Linked DNA regions of Mus musculus: region 2 is linked to region 1. Evidence: chromatin loops called from intact Hi-C (ENCODE). Cell type or tissue: heart. All regions are shown on one strand. Each heading gives the region's core, and the rest is flanking DNA. Links, peaks and the distances in the headings are about the cores only. Region 1 holds the start of Ube4a (ubiquitination factor E4A). Region 2 holds the start of Atp5l (ATP synthase, H+ transporting, mitochondrial F0 complex, subunit G).

What was found. Hi-C counts contacts between places; a loop is a spot of excess contacts. Peaks named below come from ENCODE experiments on the same cell type or tissue, not always from the same donor. Only the 100,000 strongest peaks of a DNase experiment are listed, where the experiment ranks them.
Region 2: it touches region 1 in a loop (5-fold over the local background); 12 of 42 quality-filtered maps call a loop at or near these places.

The regions. Positions count from the first base shown.
Region 1 is chr9:44,961,888-44,970,641 of GRCm38, forward strand. It overlaps Ube4a (ubiquitination factor E4A), which reads right to left and starts at 3,713. Exons shown (of 21, transcript NM_001346698.1): 1 at 3,598-3,713; 2 at 1,450-1,545. It overlaps Cd3g (CD3 antigen, gamma polypeptide), which reads right to left. Exons shown (of 7, transcript NM_009850.2): 7 at 7,685-8,030. In heart, for the core only: CTCF peaks have their summits at 5,141 (motif pointing left) and 7,737 (motif pointing right); DNase peaks (open chromatin) are centred at 3,714 and 5,104; H3K4me3 peaks cover 1,996 bases; H3K27ac peaks cover 1,498 bases; H3K27me3 peaks cover 491 bases.
Region 2 is chr9:44,912,519-44,921,272 of GRCm38, forward strand. Atp5l (ATP synthase, H+ transporting, mitochondrial F0 complex, subunit G) reads right to left here and starts at 8,224. Exons shown (of 3, transcript NM_013795.5): 1 at 8,092-8,224; 2 at 2,133-2,293; 3 at 730-948. The coding sequence starts at 8,143. The coding sequence ends at 850. It overlaps Gm30934 (a long non-coding RNA gene), which reads left to right and starts at 8,209. Exons shown (of 2, transcript XR_379340.4): 1 at 8,209-8,599; 2 at 8,710-8,754. In heart, for the core only: CTCF peaks have their summits at 3,874 (motif pointing right) and 6,518 (motif pointing left); a DNase peak (open chromatin) is centred at 8,083; H3K4me3 peaks cover 1,609 bases; H3K27ac peaks cover 741 bases.

The sequences.
Region 1 (8,754 bases), core at 729-8,728:
TTTCTACTCCCCATAGTGCTAGGGTTACAGGTATACTTGTGGACACATCTAGCTCTTTATGTGGGTGTCGAGGATTTGAACTCGGGTTCTGTTTGTGCACCAGCAACTCTTACCCACCCACTAAGTCATCTCCAGGCCTTTTTATTTTATTTTATTTTTTTAATTAAAAAGTCGAGCCTCACTGTGTAGCCCAGGCTATCCTTGAATGTACAGTGATTCTTCTGCCTCAGTCTCCAAGTGCTAAGATTACAGGCATGTATCGCAATGCCTGGCTTGAGTTATTTTATATTTAAAAAAATACAACTGAATGATCCAGCTCATTAGATAGGAGACAATGATCTGCAGCATATATATAAAAAGAAAGCTGAAAGCAGGAAGAACAGGACATATTCTCAAAACTATCAGGAGAGAGGGCTTAGCACCACAAATGGCATCACTTCCTTTTTAATTCTATTCTCTTCCATTATATACACAAGCTAACTTTCTATTACATCTTTTCCCTGCTTATAATGGAATTTTAAAACTTCCACAGAGCACTCCTGGCAGATCAACTGTGCTAGCCTCTAGGACCCTCAAGTACAAGTTCATATCTGATTCTGAAACTATCCTCCAAACCACAACGCTTAAGCAAATGTTCACGGGCAGTCTCAGTCTTCCAAGTGATTACTCCTGAGCTGCACGTAGCCACACCACACCATTCCTCGAGATCTACTTCAAGGCACAGACTTATTACATCTGGAGATGCAGCAACAGGCCAAGCTCCCAGGCCAGACACTGTGGCGCTTCAGTACCTATGCATATGTAGAACAGAGAATGAAAATAAGCCTGCTATCACCTCAAATGCTGCCCTAGTCAGCTTTAACTGTCAACTTGACATAGCCTAGAGTCATCTTAGGGGAAAGCCTGGTTTGAGATTGCCCAGATCAGACATTTCTTTGGGGGAATTGTCTTGACTGGCTAGCTAATGGGGCTGGAGAGATGGCTCACTGGTTAAGAGCACTGACTGTGTTCTTCCAGAGGTCCTGAGTTCAATTCCCAGCAACCACAAGGTGGCTCACAACCTTCTGGTGTCTGAAGACAGTGACAATGTACTTAGATATATAAAATAAGTAAATAAATCTTAAAAAAAAAAAAAAGCAAGCAAGCAAAGCATCAGCCAGCAAGCAACATTCCTCCATAGGTTGTACTTCAAGGTCTTGCTTGAATTCTTGCCCTGACTCGCCTCAGTGATGGGATGTGACTTGCAAGTGCACAAATAATTCTTTTCCTCCTTTGAGTTGCTTTTGGTCAGAATGGTTTATAATGACAACAGAAAGAAGACTAGAAAGAATGTTACAAACAAAACAAGGTTTTGCCTACCCCACTGAAGTCATCGTTCTCGTATCTACTTAAAATAGGTATAGAGAATTTCCTTCTTTAGAAGCAAGGCTAAATCATGTGACAACTTACAGGAAAAAATGAGGGCCCACAGATCACCTGTTGAGAACCTCGGTGGAGATCCAGGTTAGACTTAGTCATTGAGCTTACACATGAAAATAAAAGTACCTAGGAAGAAAAGAAAGGTCTGGTGAAATGGACCCTCGATACCTGGTTTGGCTTAATACTTACTCTACCTATTTTAAGTTTCCCAGCTTGAGTAGAGTAGTGCATACCTGTAATCCTTGCACTTGGGAAGTGAAAACAGGAGGATCTTGATGTCAAGGCCAGCCTGAGCTACACAGTGAGACCCTGACTCAGAAATAAATAAGTAAGAGGTTGAAGAAATGACTCTACCAGAGTACCAGAGTCTGGATCCCAGTACCTGAAACAGGGCAGCTCACAAATGCCTGCAACTCCAACTCCAGGGACCTGACAACTCCTGCTCTCTGTGGGCATCCACACACTCTTACAGGTACACATCCATAAAAAAATAGATTCTTTAATAGGAAAGAAAGAAAGTGAGAGAGGGGAAGAAACAAAGAGATTAAGAGAGAGAGGAAGAGAAGGAAGGTAGGGAGAGAGAGAGAGAGAGAAAGAAAGAGAAATGGCTCAGTGGTTAAGAGTACTTGCTGTTCTTTTAGAGGACCACAGTTTAGTTTCTAGCACCCATGTCGGGCAGCTTACAACTTTCTGTAACTACAGCTCTTGGGGATCCAATACCCTTTACTTTTGTGGGCAGCTGCACACATATGGCATGCATATATACAGAAACACATATGGAGACATAAGCAAAACTAAAAAAATTATCTTTAAAAAGAAACAGTAATAGTAATAATAAACCCAAATTCCTTGTTTTCAGTTGCCACACAGAAACACATCCACTTTCTTGATAGCTTTTGGGATGGCACAACTACCAGCCCCCCCAAGGCTTTTGGATTTGATTCATTTTTAGTAAGTAACTTCACTTTACATACCTGCTGCAAAAGTCTACATCTCTAGGAAGTGTCAACCATTGGACCCATACAATTCTCTCATTTTCTCCTGACTCAAGCTTCTACTTATATAGAGTGCTGCTAATCCTTTAAGGCCACTACTGGCTCCTGAGAGCATACAGATATTTTAAGATCATGTCCAATCCAGTTTTAAAGTAGAACTATTGGTAACACTGAAAAACAGATTGCTATAGCCAAGTTCTATGGCTAAGGTGGGGTTGGGTGTAGCTCTGTTCTAGAGCACTTAGTATGCACCAGGGCTTAGTTTATAACCCCAGCAACTCCCTACCCCAAGCCCAAATTACACTGTATTAAATTGTACTCCATAAAGTCTCTATTTTGGAATTTAAAAATGTTCCCAAAGTAACATGTCTACCTGGAAATACCTTCAGTGTTACATTAGGTGTCGTAACAAAAATCCTTGCAATACGTTTATCTGCAAGCTAGGATCTCATCAAGTGAAGCACATACACGTCCGAAAACAAAAAAAGAACACAACACAACAAACAAAACCGTCTCTAACAAACCCTGGCATTTCATCTTGGGCCCCATTTTATGTCTCTGGGACCAAAAAAGTCAATGACATTGAGACTTAACCCATTCTTGCTCTAGGAGACAAAAAAGAATCCTAAAAGGAACAATACTAAACACAAAACGTCTGACTCTATGGTCAATCTGAGAAATGTTTTCTCGACCAAGAAAAACTCGAGCAGAATCCAAAGAGCTACAGCTGGGAAGCCGTCACTCGCTTTAAAAGTCAACCTCTTGCTACACGCACCCTACTGGTTTGATTGCTATGAGTCGAGCTTCATTTTGTCTCCTTGGCATCTGGCACTGTCGTTCACTCTTCGTATTTTATCCTTTGGGGTTCAGTAACATTCATAGGCAGCAGGGAGACCCACCCACCCTGCGCAGGTCCTAGATAAAATAAGTCAAAAGACAGCCACAGCCCACACTCGGGCCTTTCCTAGCAGGGACTTGGCAAAGAAGAAGGGAATGTGCAGAGCCACCGGACGCCGGAGCACCGTAAGGGTTTCCAGATTAGACAGGGTCGAAGTTCAAGACGGACCCGGGTCAGGCAAGCAGTTGAGAACAGCAGGCATGCAGGGGCCTTGACTGGCAATTGCTTAGGAGAAAACCGGGTCGCAGCCTCAACACTCTCGTCCTCTTATACCTTGCCTCTTACCGGAGCCTGAAAGGGCAGGGACGACGACACCTCACAGCTACAGCGACCAAAAGGTTCTTACTTCCGACTCAGCAAGGCAACCGGAGCTGACATCATCGCTGAGCGCCGAGCCTGTTGGGTCTTTACCCCGCGCCGGAAGTAGGGCGGTGTCGGGCTTCGCTAATGACAGAGAAAACACCGAGGAGGCGCATGCGCACGTTTGCTGGCAGCTAGCGAGGGTGGGGGGCGGGCCGGAAGTGGCTTTGGGATTGGGCTAGGCAGCAGGGCGGGGCGGGGCAGGGTTGGCTATGACTGCGTGCTTTGAAGTTTTGTGGAATATGAAGCTAGACCTTGGAAATCCATCTCTTGAGGGCAGATACACTATTGTGGTGTCGGGCTCTGCACAGACTGTGACTTTTTGCTTTTTACGCTCCCTTCTGTCCTATGGCTTTTTGGAGCCGTTTCACTCGTTGTGGCTTAGAAGCAGTAACAATACCAACAAGGACAATGTATAAGACGTTTTGAGCAGGTATTAGGTGCCAGGCAGCGCGCTATTTTGGGTTGGTCTTAGATTTATCTATACAATGCTAACAGTATACAGCCTACAAGTCTGGTTAATTTTTAGTTTTTAATTTTGAAAAATATTTATGAGCATTGATTGGTGTTTTGCCTGTATGTATGTCTGTGTGAGGGTGTCAGATTCCCTGGATATGGAGTTACAGACAGTTGTGAGCTGCAATGTGGGTGCTAGGAATTGAATCTGGGTCGTCTGAGCCATTTCTCCAGCCTTGGTTCTTAGTTTTAGTAAGGAAAATGAAAATTAAAACTGTAGTGAGTGGGACACCGTGGGGCATGCTGTAATTCTAGCACTTGGTACATAGAGACAGGAGAATTGAGCATCCGAAGTCATCCTCTGCTATTCAGTGAGTTTGGACTAACCTAGGGTTACTTCAAACCAACCATCCAACCAACCAAAACCCTACCCTATTCTGAGATACCCCTTAAAAAAAATTATATTGGCACAGCTCAATACCTCAGCAAGAGATTGGTAGCATACATGCATAGGAGTACCAGGCACTTCTTTGCTGTACTTGATAGTGTATATCTATATAACTGCTATGAAGTGAGATTTAGTTTAATAAAATTACATGTTCAGATATTTTTCAATGATATCTTTTATTCTTATTTGTTACTAATACTTTACATATATTCTAAGTGACATTTATTGTTAAAGCTAGACCAAATCCCTAACAATGACCTACAAATAATGAGACAGGAGACAATCTTGTCTTAGACATGACCTCCCAAATGCAACAAAATCTATAAAATGGAATTTATCAAAAAGACTTTTGCATTTCAAAAGTCACCATTAAGAAAGTGAGGTTGGGGCAAAGATTAATATTATGTGTTGTGTAAAAAGCCATTGCTCTGAGCTGAAGAGATGACTCAGCGGTTAAGAGCACCGCCTTACTTTCCAAAGGAGGCAGGGTTCAGATTTCAGCATGCACCTAGCAGCTAGAATCACTAACTCCACTCTCAGGGATACAATGCCCTCTTCTGGCCTCCATTGGCTCTGCATGCCCATTGTGCAAAGATAGACCAACAGCCCTAACACCCATATACACAAAATAAAAATAATACAAAATAAATGTTAATGTGGCTATATTGAAGTAGTGACAAATATTGTTGAAAATTCAAGATTCATAAAAACAAAAAGCTGTCATGTCAGTAGGGATGTAAAACGATGCTGTTAGTTTAGAAAAGAATTTGGCTGTTTCTTTAAGAGCTAAAAGTGAATTTGCCATATGATCTTCATTCCTAGGTCTTTACTCCAGAGAAATGAAATTATAGTTGCATAAAGAGCCTTGCACGCTGGGCTGTGGTGGTGTAAGCCTTTAATTCCAGCCCTTGGAGACAGGGCAGATGGATCTCTGTGAGTTTGGGGCCAGCCTCATATACAGAGAGAGTTCCAGGACAGCTAGGGCTACACAGAGAAACTGAGTCTTGAAAAAACCAAAATAAAAACAAAATAGAACATTTCAAAAGAATCCTCATTGCAGCAGTGCTTATAATAGCCGAGAAGTGAAACCATCATGTGTCCTTTGACTGGGGAATGGACAAGCAGTGGACTGCCCATGAAATGGCTTTTCAGCAAGAAGAAACAAAATACACATATACTTGGAGTTCAAGGCTAGATAGATAGCAGGACCTGTGGGAAGCCACATATGCCATTACAAGGTGACGCTGGCTACCACTGGCCACCACGCATACGGTTGGGTAAACAACCAATGTGTACATATGCAATAACGTTTTTTGCCAAGACACTGCCTGGCCCGGGCATGATAATGAGGTTCTGTGAGGTACTGAGAGTATAACCAATCAGGTGTGAGGCATGCAAATGAGGTAGAATGCATAACCAATCCGGGTGTGAGACACGCCTCTCCTAGGCCTATATAAGCAGCACCAGTGCTGGGCTTGGGGTTTCGCCTCTGCAATCAAGCTCTCCCAATAAAGAAAAAGAAAACTTGAAGAGACAGAGACTTGTGGCTGCTTGGGGTTGAGAGTCAGCATAAGGACTATTAAAACAGTGGTGGTGATGTTTTCAACCTGAATTATGATGGGGCAAATTACTAAAAACTGCTGAGAACAGGTGAAATCACTTAAAATTGGCAAATATTATCATAGGCTAATTATATATCATACAGGCTTCTTTTTTTTTTTTGGTTTTTTTTTTTTTTTGGTTTTTTTTTTTTTTTGGTTTTTTTTTTTTTTTTTTTTGGTTTTTCGAGATCTAACTCCTTCTGGCCTCATAAAGCACCAGGCATACATGTGATACACATACATGCTGGCAAACACCAAAACCATAAAATAAAACGTCAAGAATGAAACCTGTGAGCCCTGCGTGGTGGCGCACGCCTTTAATCCCAGCACTTGGGAGGCAGAGGCAGAGGCAGAGGCAGGCAGATTTCTGAGTTCCAGGCCAGCCTGGTCTACAAAGTGAGTGCCAGGACAGCCAGGGCTACACAGAGAAACCCTGTCTCAAAAAAACCAAAACAAACAAAACATTCTAAGTTTTAATGTTTGCTGGGTTCTTACGCAGGTCATAATTCAGTGGGCCAGTGCAGCAGTGAGGTGGCACATCAAGAAAAAGTATCTGCCACACAAATGTGACAACCTGAGCCCAATCCCCTGAGAAACAGAAAAAGAGAACCCACTCCACCATGTTGTACAGAGGCTGGAAGCTTCCAGGACTAGGCCTAGGATAGCAGACAGAGGCAGTAAGGCTTAGAGACGACAATCACATCACATGAATAAAAGTTACTTTTACAGGTGCTGGGGATTGAACCCAGGTCTCTTGGAAGAGCAGCCAGTGCTCTTAAGCACTGAGCCATCGCTTCAGCCCTCCAAAGGGAGTTCTTCACACATGCGTTGTTGTTTCAGCTATGTCTCCACATCATTTTGTTCCAGGTAGCAAGTGAAGTCATGCCTGGCAAACAGGCAGCACAAACTGTGCTTTAAGTAAAATGCTACAATCAATCAATCCTTAGCCAGTAATTGGTCTTGTCTACTTTATCCTTCATAATCTTCAGGTTGGATTAGGAGAAAATTCAAGATATATAGTGTTATATCATAGTGTGAGACATAGGGGAAAGGAGAATAAAGTGTACTTGAGAACTTTTCTTATATGCTTAGTATACACCTAAGAACATATGTAAGAAGCTCACTTGCCTGTGGGGAAGGCTACTCTGTGGCTGGACACTCCGGTGGAAGGAGACCTTTCACTGCATATGTGATTCACTGAGTAGTAGTAGTTGTTGTTATTATTATCATTGTTATGCTTTTACTTATTGTTATTACTATAGTGTGTGTGTGATGCGTATGCATGGGGTGTGCATATTCTTCAAGTGTATGTGGAGGTAAGAGAACAACATGGTGGAGTGGGTTCTCTTTTTCTGCTTCTCAGGGGATTGGGCTCAGGTTGTCACATTTGTGTGGCAGATACTTTTTCTTGATGTGCCACCTCACTGCTGCACTGGCCCACTGAATTATGACCTGCGTAAGAACCCAGCAAACATTAAAAAAAGAAATGTCTATTTGGATAGAGAGGTAGGTTATACTTGATCTTTTAATTTTGTCATTTACAATTTTCCCAGTAGGGGGCACTCTGCAAACACCACACTGTGCTTGTTTTCCTTCACTGAATTTTTTTGGGGGGTCTGGGGGTGGGGTGCTGAGAACCCCAAACAAGGTTGACAAGTGCTCCACTTCTGAGTCATACCACTGGCTCCTCCAAGCTTTTATTTTATTTTGAAAAAAAAAAAAAAAAGACCAAAATTTCTTTGACAGTTCTTCCTCTCTGCTTGCAGTCTACCTGTAGGGTTGAAAATCTCTCTACTGGGCTCTCTCCAAAATGCATTGTTTTGATTCTGGGTGCTGGATAGAAGGGGGGACACCTAGAACGAGAAAGAAAATTTGCAACTGGTCAGAAAGCTCATTAACGTTCTCAATTCTGTCTTCCTAACTGAAACTTGGGATGAACTGACAGAATCAGAAATTCTGATTGGTTGATTAAAAAGTTAATAAAGGTTTTTAGTTTTAGTTTTCTCTCTCCCTCTCCTTCCCTCCCTGAACTTTTTTTTTTGAGGGGGGAGTGTGGGGAGAGACTGGAACTTTCTACTAGACCAAGCTAGCCAGGAACTCACAGAACTCTGCTTTCAGAGGACTGTAATTAAAGGTGTGTTCCACCACACCTACGTTTCGGTCTTTGGTTCTTAATGGCCATTCTGCCTTAGACATTAGGTAGTGTCTAACACATTTTTGTTTATCACACTGGGGGCGGGGGAGTGAGTACCAGTGCCATCAGGTAGATAATGGCCAAGGACATTGCTATAATGGGCAGGACAGTCCTTCATCACAAAGAAAATCTGTGGATGTTTGAGAGAACTTAATGAAGTTAAGAACAATGCTCAGCATCTGTGGGCTTGAGGCCCTGCTCTCAGAGGACCCACAGATGCACACAGCACCCGTGCATTCTTAGGTCGAGACAGTCAGTCCTGGTACCAGTGTCTTTAAAAAAGAGACTCCACAGTCAACTCCCTGCCCCTTTTCATCCCTATTGGAAGAAGAGGTTTGGCAGCAGCTAGGAAGCATGTGGAGCCCGCAGGGGATCAGCGATGC
Region 2 (8,754 bases), core at 156-8,155, 50 kb before region 1:
CTGCTGAAAAATAATCCATCTTTTTTTTTTTTTTTTGTAATTTCTGTGTATGAGACAAGGTCTCTCATAGCCCAAGTTGGCCTTAAACTCCTGCCCCTCCCCCATATTTCCTTTTGAGACAAAGTCCCATTCATTATACATTCAGGCTGGTCTTGAACTCCTTGACTCAAGTGATCTTCTATCAGCCTTTTCTGTTGCTGGGTATATGCACTACACCTGTTTACAGTTTTGGCCTCTCTCTCTTTTTTAGAGATAAGAGTTTGTATTTCCATTGTAAAACCATTTCTGACCTGAAACTGTGTGGATAGATCAAGTCAGCTTTAAATGTAGTGAGCCTTCCAACTCTACCTCCCAACCTCTAGGCTTACAGACGTATTTTGTTTTTGTTTTTGTTTGTTTTGTTTTGTGGGTGGAGGAGACAAAAGTTTCTCTGTGTAGCCCTGGCTGTCCTGAACTTGCTCTGTTGACCAGGCTGGCCTCAAACTCAGATATTACCTGCCTCTGCTTCCTGAGTGCTGGGATTAAAGGTGTGTGCCACTACCACTGCCTGGATTTGAATTTAAACCTCTGAATTACAATTTTAATCATCATGTATTTATGTCCAGGTTGATATATTCACATCTGTTTTTCCTAACTGCAGGTTAAACAGACACACACTTAAACCTGTTTCAATGTAACAAAGCCAAAGACAACTCAACTTACTCTCAGGAAATACTATGACTGCAGTACTTGACAGAGAAAACACAGCAGTGTTTTCAACACCTAGTATTTTATTCAGATAGCAGTCCTGTTACACATGGTCCAAGAACATTCAAATAAGAACTCAAATCAGAAGTTAAAGATTGGTCTTCAAACATCATAGCCAACAATGCCACGTTTGCCTATGATCTCTCCGATATAAAACCACATCCACACCTCAGTGGCCACCAAACCATTCAGCACAGCTTCCTGGAAAAGAAAAAAGCAGAAACTTTAAGGTACTTTAAAAAATGAACAATCAAAAAACCCAACACATATTTAAAACTGTTCTCTCTCAGAGAATGTACGGAGGCCATTGAAAACTACAGAACAATTTTAGCCCAAGCTAGGAATTACTGATATTCAATGTTCAACTTGAGAGCCTTGAACTTTCAATTTTGTGAGGCAAACGGACCTGAGCTTATAAACTGTTTCAAAGAGCTTTTTAAAGGTCTTTCTGAACTGACTTAACCCTTTCATTATTATTTATGAGATACTTTATGGGTCCTAAAACACCCCACATCCTGGAAGTGGCTCACACATTAGATGGGGCATTCATAGGAAGGCTTCTCTCTGAACAGATACTTCTGTCTAAGATGAAGGGCTCTGTCTTCTTCCCTCTTTCACCATCATTTAGTTTAATTTTTTCCAAATATTCAGTATCCGTTTTATATTCTTGACCAACAAGAAAAACAAAAGCAAACCACACATGGTTCTAGGAAGCACTGTTTCATGTAATCACAAACTCAGAATTACAAACTCTAGTTAGGAAAAAAAATCCTTCTATAAACAAACTGGACCTTTTTACTACTAGCAATAATAGCATTTTTGGAAGTCATTTTCCTCCTTCAGGTAGACCAGAGGCTAATGACGTCTCCTGACTGCCACCCTTCCCCAGGCAAAGGCTCTGGCCACAGCAGTTACTAGATATCGGGTGTACTTAAAAGTTAAGTTTCAACTCGTGGTATTTAATCTACATGCAATCTGAAAACCCAGATTTTGGTATTTTTGCTCTGCCTAATAACTCTAGTTGTCATTATCTGAAATGGAGCTAATTCTAGTACTAAAAAGAAAACAAAGCTGGAAAACTGTGTCATATTATAAGATACTTGCTGACATCAGGAAGGAGAGTGAGGTTCCCAGCTCTCAGGACACTCACCTTTTTGCTCTACAATCACAACTAGACCAAGACAAACAACAGCTGGATCACTTCTATCCAGATGACAAAATGAGAGAAGAAAATTTTTTCTTGGTAGTCAAAAAAAGATAAGCTCTCATTATGTTGGACTTTGCCTTATTGGAAAATATATATATTAATCAAAAGAACTGGAAATATTCCCAGGGAAGATATTTTTTCAATCACAAACATACTTTTTCATTTAGCACGTAGTTACCTTAACTGTAAGGTGTTTGAAGCTACCAGTTTTAGCACTTTGAATGATTTTTTTCACACTCTGAATAGCTGTAGGGATTTCAGCAGGGGTTGGGGGAACCAGCTCAACCTTGGCGTAGTGCCAAAATGTGGCCAATCGAGGCTTCGAGTAAGTCACGGCAGCTGGAAAACAAAACAAAACAAAACAGAAACCCCAGGATGAACTCACTGGAGATGGAAAGAAGCAGATGTGTGGGCTGGACACAAATATTTATTCATGTATCACATCCACTCACTGTTTGGACTGAATGTGCACCCAGTGTGAAAGTCAGAGCTGCTGCTCCCTGGTAACAAGAAGCTTTTAAAGATGCAGAACACCTGTGTCACAGGGACACTCAGCCAGGCAGGAAGCTCTAAGCTGTTAATTATGTCAGGACTCACTAGTGGCCAGCTAGTACTGTTATTCACCTTTGAATGGCAAATCTAATTAAATGTAAAGTTACTCGTAGCTAGATTTGCAAACAAAGACAAAAGCGTATTGTTCTTTGTAGAAACAGCAGATTTTGAAGAGAAGGGGTCCAGAAGGGGAAGAAGCTGTGTAGAATAGCATTCTTCTAACAATAAGATCGAGGCTCATCACAGTATTGGCCACAAGTCCAGATGGAATTACACCAATTAGTATCCATTCGTTTTTTTGTATCCTTAGCAATATGTGCTGGCTTAAATCTCTCTTACCAGAGTACAGCTGCTCACCTTTCAAACAGTGCACTCAATACAAATAAAATTTACATGTAGTGTTAAGAACAATTAAAATCAGATTCTGCACTGGGTAATGGTGGCTCATGCCTTTTATTTAACTCCAGTGCTGAGGACAGAGGCTGTGAGTTTAAGAATTGCTTTTAAACTGAAATTCTTTGATGTAGTCACTATTTTAAATCAATGAATTTAGCAGATGATATAGTAACAAATTCAACACAGGGTCTGGGGATGTGGCTCAGTGGTAGTACATGTGCAAGATCTTGGACTGAAGGTATAGCAGACAGAGACAGAAACGAATATAGAAACAGAGATGTATGGTGAGGGGGCAGGAATCTGATGCTGCTGGATTTTAGAATTATATGTATGTATATAGTGGGGGCACAAAAACAATCATGCATGCATTCATTCATTTTTTCTTCTAAGCAGGTTTCTCAGCAACCCTGTCCATCCTGGAACTCATTCTGTAGACAAGGCTGGCCTTAAATTCACAGAGATCTACCTGTCTCTGCTGCCACCATTTGGCTTATTTATTTACAGTCTCGGGGAGACTGTAAAGAGCTGAAGTGCTCACTACTCAGAGACTCGGGTGATAAAGCCTGTAAAAATGTCATAAGTGAGTTCCAAAGGAGTGTGTATTAAGTAAAAGTCTGCAAATATGTTAATGAGGCCAACTTTTCCAACATTTATAATTTTTTTCACTTTTAGGAAGCCTTTGTTATGTATTTTCTGTTAATAGTACTAAAACTGCAACTTCTAAACACAAATAAATAAAATATTTATAGGGAAAAAAAAGGAGGTCTGACTGCTCTGAAAAAGTCTTTTTGAGTTCAATTCCCAGCAACCACATGATGGCTCACAACCATCTGTAATGGGATTGGATGCCCTTTTCTAGTGTGTCTGAAAACAGAAAGAGTGTACTCACATACATAAAATAAATCTTAAACAAACCCACAGAGATTTCTTGTCTTTTGTGTCGGATGCACTGTATGTGTGTAGTGCTCAGAGCAGTCAGAAGAGGGCACCAGATCCTCTGGAACTTGAACTGTGGTGGTGAGCCACCACACTCATGCAGAGAACTGAATTTATTTAGTTCCTAAGCAAGAGTTCTTAACTACTGATCCATCTCTTCAGCCCTAGAAACAAGTATTTATATGTATAGACTAACATGCAATTATAGATATATGGGCTGGTGAGATGGCTCAGTGGGTAAGAGCACCCGACTGCTCTTCCAAAGGTCTGGAGTTCAAATCCCAGCAACCACATGGTGGCTCAAAACCATCCATAACGAGATCTGACTCCCTCTTCTGGAGTGTCTGAAGACAGCTACAGTGTACTTACATGTAATAAATAAATAAATCTTTAAAAAAAATTATAGATATATGTCTGAATACCTGCTGTGCTCGCTAGTTTTGTGTCAACTTAATGAAAGCTAGAGTCATTTGGTAAGAAGGACCCTTACTCAACTGGTTGGGTAGTGGTGGTGCTCATCTTTAATCCCAGTGCCCAGGAGGCAGAGACAGGCAGGCATATCTCTGAGTTCAAGGCCAGCCTGGTCTACAGAGTGATTCCAGGACAGCCAATGCTACACAGAGAAATTCTCTTTCAAAAAACAAAACAAAACAAAACAAAACAAAAACAAAAACCACACACACACAAAACCAAAAAACCAAAAAAGGAACCTGAATTGAGAAAATACCCCTATTAGTTTGGCTGTGGTGCATTTTCTTCCTTGGTGACTGATGCGAGAGGATGCAACTCACTCAGGGTGATGCTACTCCTCCCCACGACACTGCCTCTGGTCATGGTGGGTTTTGTTGTTGTTTTTGTTTTAAGACTTTATCTTATATATGTGGGTACACCATCACTGTCCTCAGACACACCAGAAGGCATAGGATCCCATTTGTGAGCCACCGTGTGGTTGCTGGGAATTGAACTCAGGACCTCTGGAAGAGCAGTCAGTGCTCCTAACTGCTAAGCCATCTCTCCAGCCCAGTCATGGTGTTTTATCATAGCAAATGAAACTAAATTCAGACACCTGTCCACTGAGAGGACTTTGAAATGGACTCTAGCAGCAAGGAACAAACCCAGATCCTAGACGGTAATTTGTGAATTCCATTGTTTAATAAAAGGTACCAAGGCTCCTTGGAGAAATGGTCAAGGCTAAGTAAGGCTGGGCAAAGAAAAAAGATAAAAAGATGACTTATGATGTAGAACCAAAAACTAAGAAGGCATGCCAAAAGGGCAGAGGTACCAACGTAAAAGATCTACAGACTGCCAAGGTGGGCACAATCTCAGCAGTAAACGACATAGAATTAGATACAAGAAGTATGAAGTGAATGTAAAAGAGCCAGTGCAATATACAATTAAAATAACAGGAGAGAGGGAGAGAGAAAGAGAGAAATTGAGTAAGATAGATCTTCCTCACAAAATTCCACTTACTATATGTAGAAAATGGACTCACCCCTCCTGCTCTGGTAACTTGCTTGTAAAGAATGGGTGTAGACACATAAGGCTGGTCACTACCAGTATGTCGCTATAATGATCTTTTCTGAGGGGTGGGGGATAGAGGTAAGAGGTGGATTTGCTGAGAATTCCAGGAGAGGGAGGTGTGCACATGAAAATGATTATAAAAGTTGTTACACAAATGTATGACACCTCCAAAAAATAAAAACAAGTGCAGAAAGTGCAAGCAGTAGTTTTATAGTGGAAGACCTTGTCAGCTCAATAGATGGCATGAATACCACAGATCTCTTAATATGTCATCAGGGTGATCTGTCTCTGTGGTTCTTGCTCTTTTTTTCCTTTTCTTTTCTTTTCTTTTTTTTTTTTTTTTTCTGAGACAGGGTTTCTCTGTGTAGCCCTGGCTGTCCTGGAACTCACTCTGTAGACCAGGCTGGCCTCGAACTCGGAAATCTGCCTGCCTCTGCCTCCCCAGTGCTGGGATTAGAGGCGTGCGCCTGGCGGTTCTTGTTCTTTTTTTTGTTTTCTTTTAAAGATTGATTTATTTTCTATGAATACACATCGGATCCCATTATAGATGGCTGTGAGCCACTATGTCACTGCTGGGAATTGAACTCAGGACCTCTGGAAGAGCAGTCAGTGCTCTTAACCACTGAGCCATCTCTCCAGCCCCTGTGGTTCTTGTTCTTAAAATCCCTAATTCCAGGCTAATCATTAGAGAAACCCAAGATAACCAGTTTGGAGAACATTCTTCAAAATATCCAGGCAGACACCTCCAAGTGGCCAAATCATGAAAGTAGAGATCAGATATAAGAAAGGGGAGATTGCAGACACAAGAAACTAGTTCTAAGGTAATATCCTATATTTGTAGACTCAAAATATATGAATGGAAAAGCGGGTGAAACATAAGTAAAATTTATAGCTTAGTTAAGGGAAAAGAAAAACAAAACAAAAAAATAGACTTTCACCTTTCTGGGGGAACTATGATAATAATTACTGACTTCTTTCTCTAGCTACATGCCCTAGGGAACTGAAAGATCTAGTCAGTAGTCAGTATCAAATACTTTAACATTCACACTTAATACACCAGCCTGGGCTGGAGAGATGGCTGCTCTTCCAAAGGTCCTGAGTTCAATCCCCAGCAATCACATGGTGGCTCACAACCATCCGTAATAGGATCTGACGCCCTCTTCTGGTGTGTCTGGAGACAGCTATAGTGTACTCACATACATAAATAAATAAATCTTAAAAAAAAAAAAGCCCCAGCCTATGCTGCAGAGCACAGTCTACGTAACCTTCTGTTCCCTCAGAGCCCTCAGGTCTCAGTACTTCTGGCAGAACAAGTTATCTTACAGTTACAACAGTGGAAAGGTTTTATGTTGTTTCTTGACCAAAGTTTACCTTGATAATGTCTTTCATTTTGGATTTCATCAATAAAATCAGTTTTAAATTTCTGAATACAAGCTACCTAAAAGATGCAAAAGTCATACGGCCGGAAAAATACTCTCTACGAAATATTAAAAATAGCACCTCAAACCATCAAAGTCCAAACGTCAAAGCCTTTTGGTTGTATTGGTGTAAAAATTGTAGTACGTTGCTTCAGATCACCTAATGATTTTTTACTAAGGAAATTCTTTGGAAAACAGCTATTGGCAGCCTCAGGTTCCATAGGAAGGAATCCAGTATTTATAGACTCTGGCTGGCACTTTAAGGGTTTAAATAGCTCACTAGCTGGTGATGAAGGGGAGAAAAAAAAGAATTACTAAATATGCAAACAGGTTGGAAAGCTCAAAATTACAAGTTTTTAAAATTCCACCTCAGAGGGCTGGAGAGATGGCTCAGCGGATAAGAGCACTGGCTGCTCTTCCAGAGGTGCTGAGTTCAATTCCCAGCAACCACATGGTGACTCACAACCATCTGTAATGGGATCCAATGGCCTTCTCTGGTGTGTCTGAAAACAGCTAGTGTACTCACATAAGTAAAATAAATAAATCTTTGAAAAAAAATCCACCTTCAATTCACATTTCATAACCAAATTTGAACATTTGGAAATAGGACCTTCAACCACTTAATACAATACAGAAAAGAAGAAATTGTAAACTTAATCTCCTGCTTCAAAAATACAGTAATTTTCTACTCAGAAGAGAACTGTATCGATTGAACATACTGCTCAGGCTTATAACTACTCAGTGTTTATCTGAGAGACCGCGGTCTATCAGAATTTTCAAACAAAACAACCTCACGAATGCCAAGCCAAGGTTCTGAAGACGACTGCTGACAGGCGTCGCTTTCTGTGCTGACTGGGGAGGGGATATTCACCCCTACGTTCCAAATTCCCTTCATCGGACGCAGAATTCTCTAGGCTCTAACCAGGATGGTAAGCAAACATAACTTTCAAAGATCTCTCACCCGTCTTTAAAATTTCTGATGGCTTTCAAATACTTCGCTGAGACGCAGACCAGCTATGAGGTCTGATGTGTGACCTCTCTCTCCCCTGTTACCGACCTCCCTTCCCAACTCTCCCGGCACGGTAAGGGGGCATCACGGCGTTCGCGGCGGAGTGAGGCCGGGCAGAGTTACACGACCCACTCGCTCCCCGGCCGAGCTAGGACCCTGCAGCTTGTGAGCTCTAAGCAGCCGCGGGCAGGCCAGGCGAGGCTGCGGCCTTACAGTGGCCTCCTGGAAGCCCTCCCGACGCCCACGGCCCCTTGGTGCCGCAGCACAATCCCTCCCCTCGCGAGCCTCTCCCGGGCTGCGCTCACCGGCTACCATCGACGGTGCCTTCTCCGCGAAGTTACGGATGAACTTGGCCATGGTCTAAGGTGGAAGGTACGTCTCCCCGAACCGCCGGCTGAATGTCACCCCCGGAAGGACCCGCGGCAGGACCCCTTCCCCATTTCCAAGGTCAGGCTGCCCCTCTCTGTGCCTGTTCAAAACATATAGGTATTGATTCCCTGTTTGTGGCATCTCATTAGTCAGTTTACTTTGTTCACTCCAAGTAAAAACCTAGATATAAAAAAAAATGAGGCGCGATAACACGTGAAGAATCCTGAGATTCCTCAGGGAGCAGGCATTACTTGGGACAGCTATTCATGTTGGTCCGGAAGATCGGTGAAGTGGGGGAAATGCGCATGCGTTATTGGTTTTCTTGGCTTGATCGCCACATTAGCTTGCGGCAGTTTTATAGCTTTTCAGAAAACATGGAAAACGAGGCTGGAGGGCTTCATAAGATGCTTGTGGGCCTATACGTTCGCTTTAAAGGCATAGCAGGTCTGAGGTCAAATAGGAGCTTTAAGGGGCCACATAGGCGTTACATTATGTGACTCACCCATTCACCGACTTCTTTAATTGACTTTTTATAATTCCGTTTTCCTCCGCAGCCAGTATCAGAATTGGGATCCAATCCGGTTTTTCAAACAAGCCAG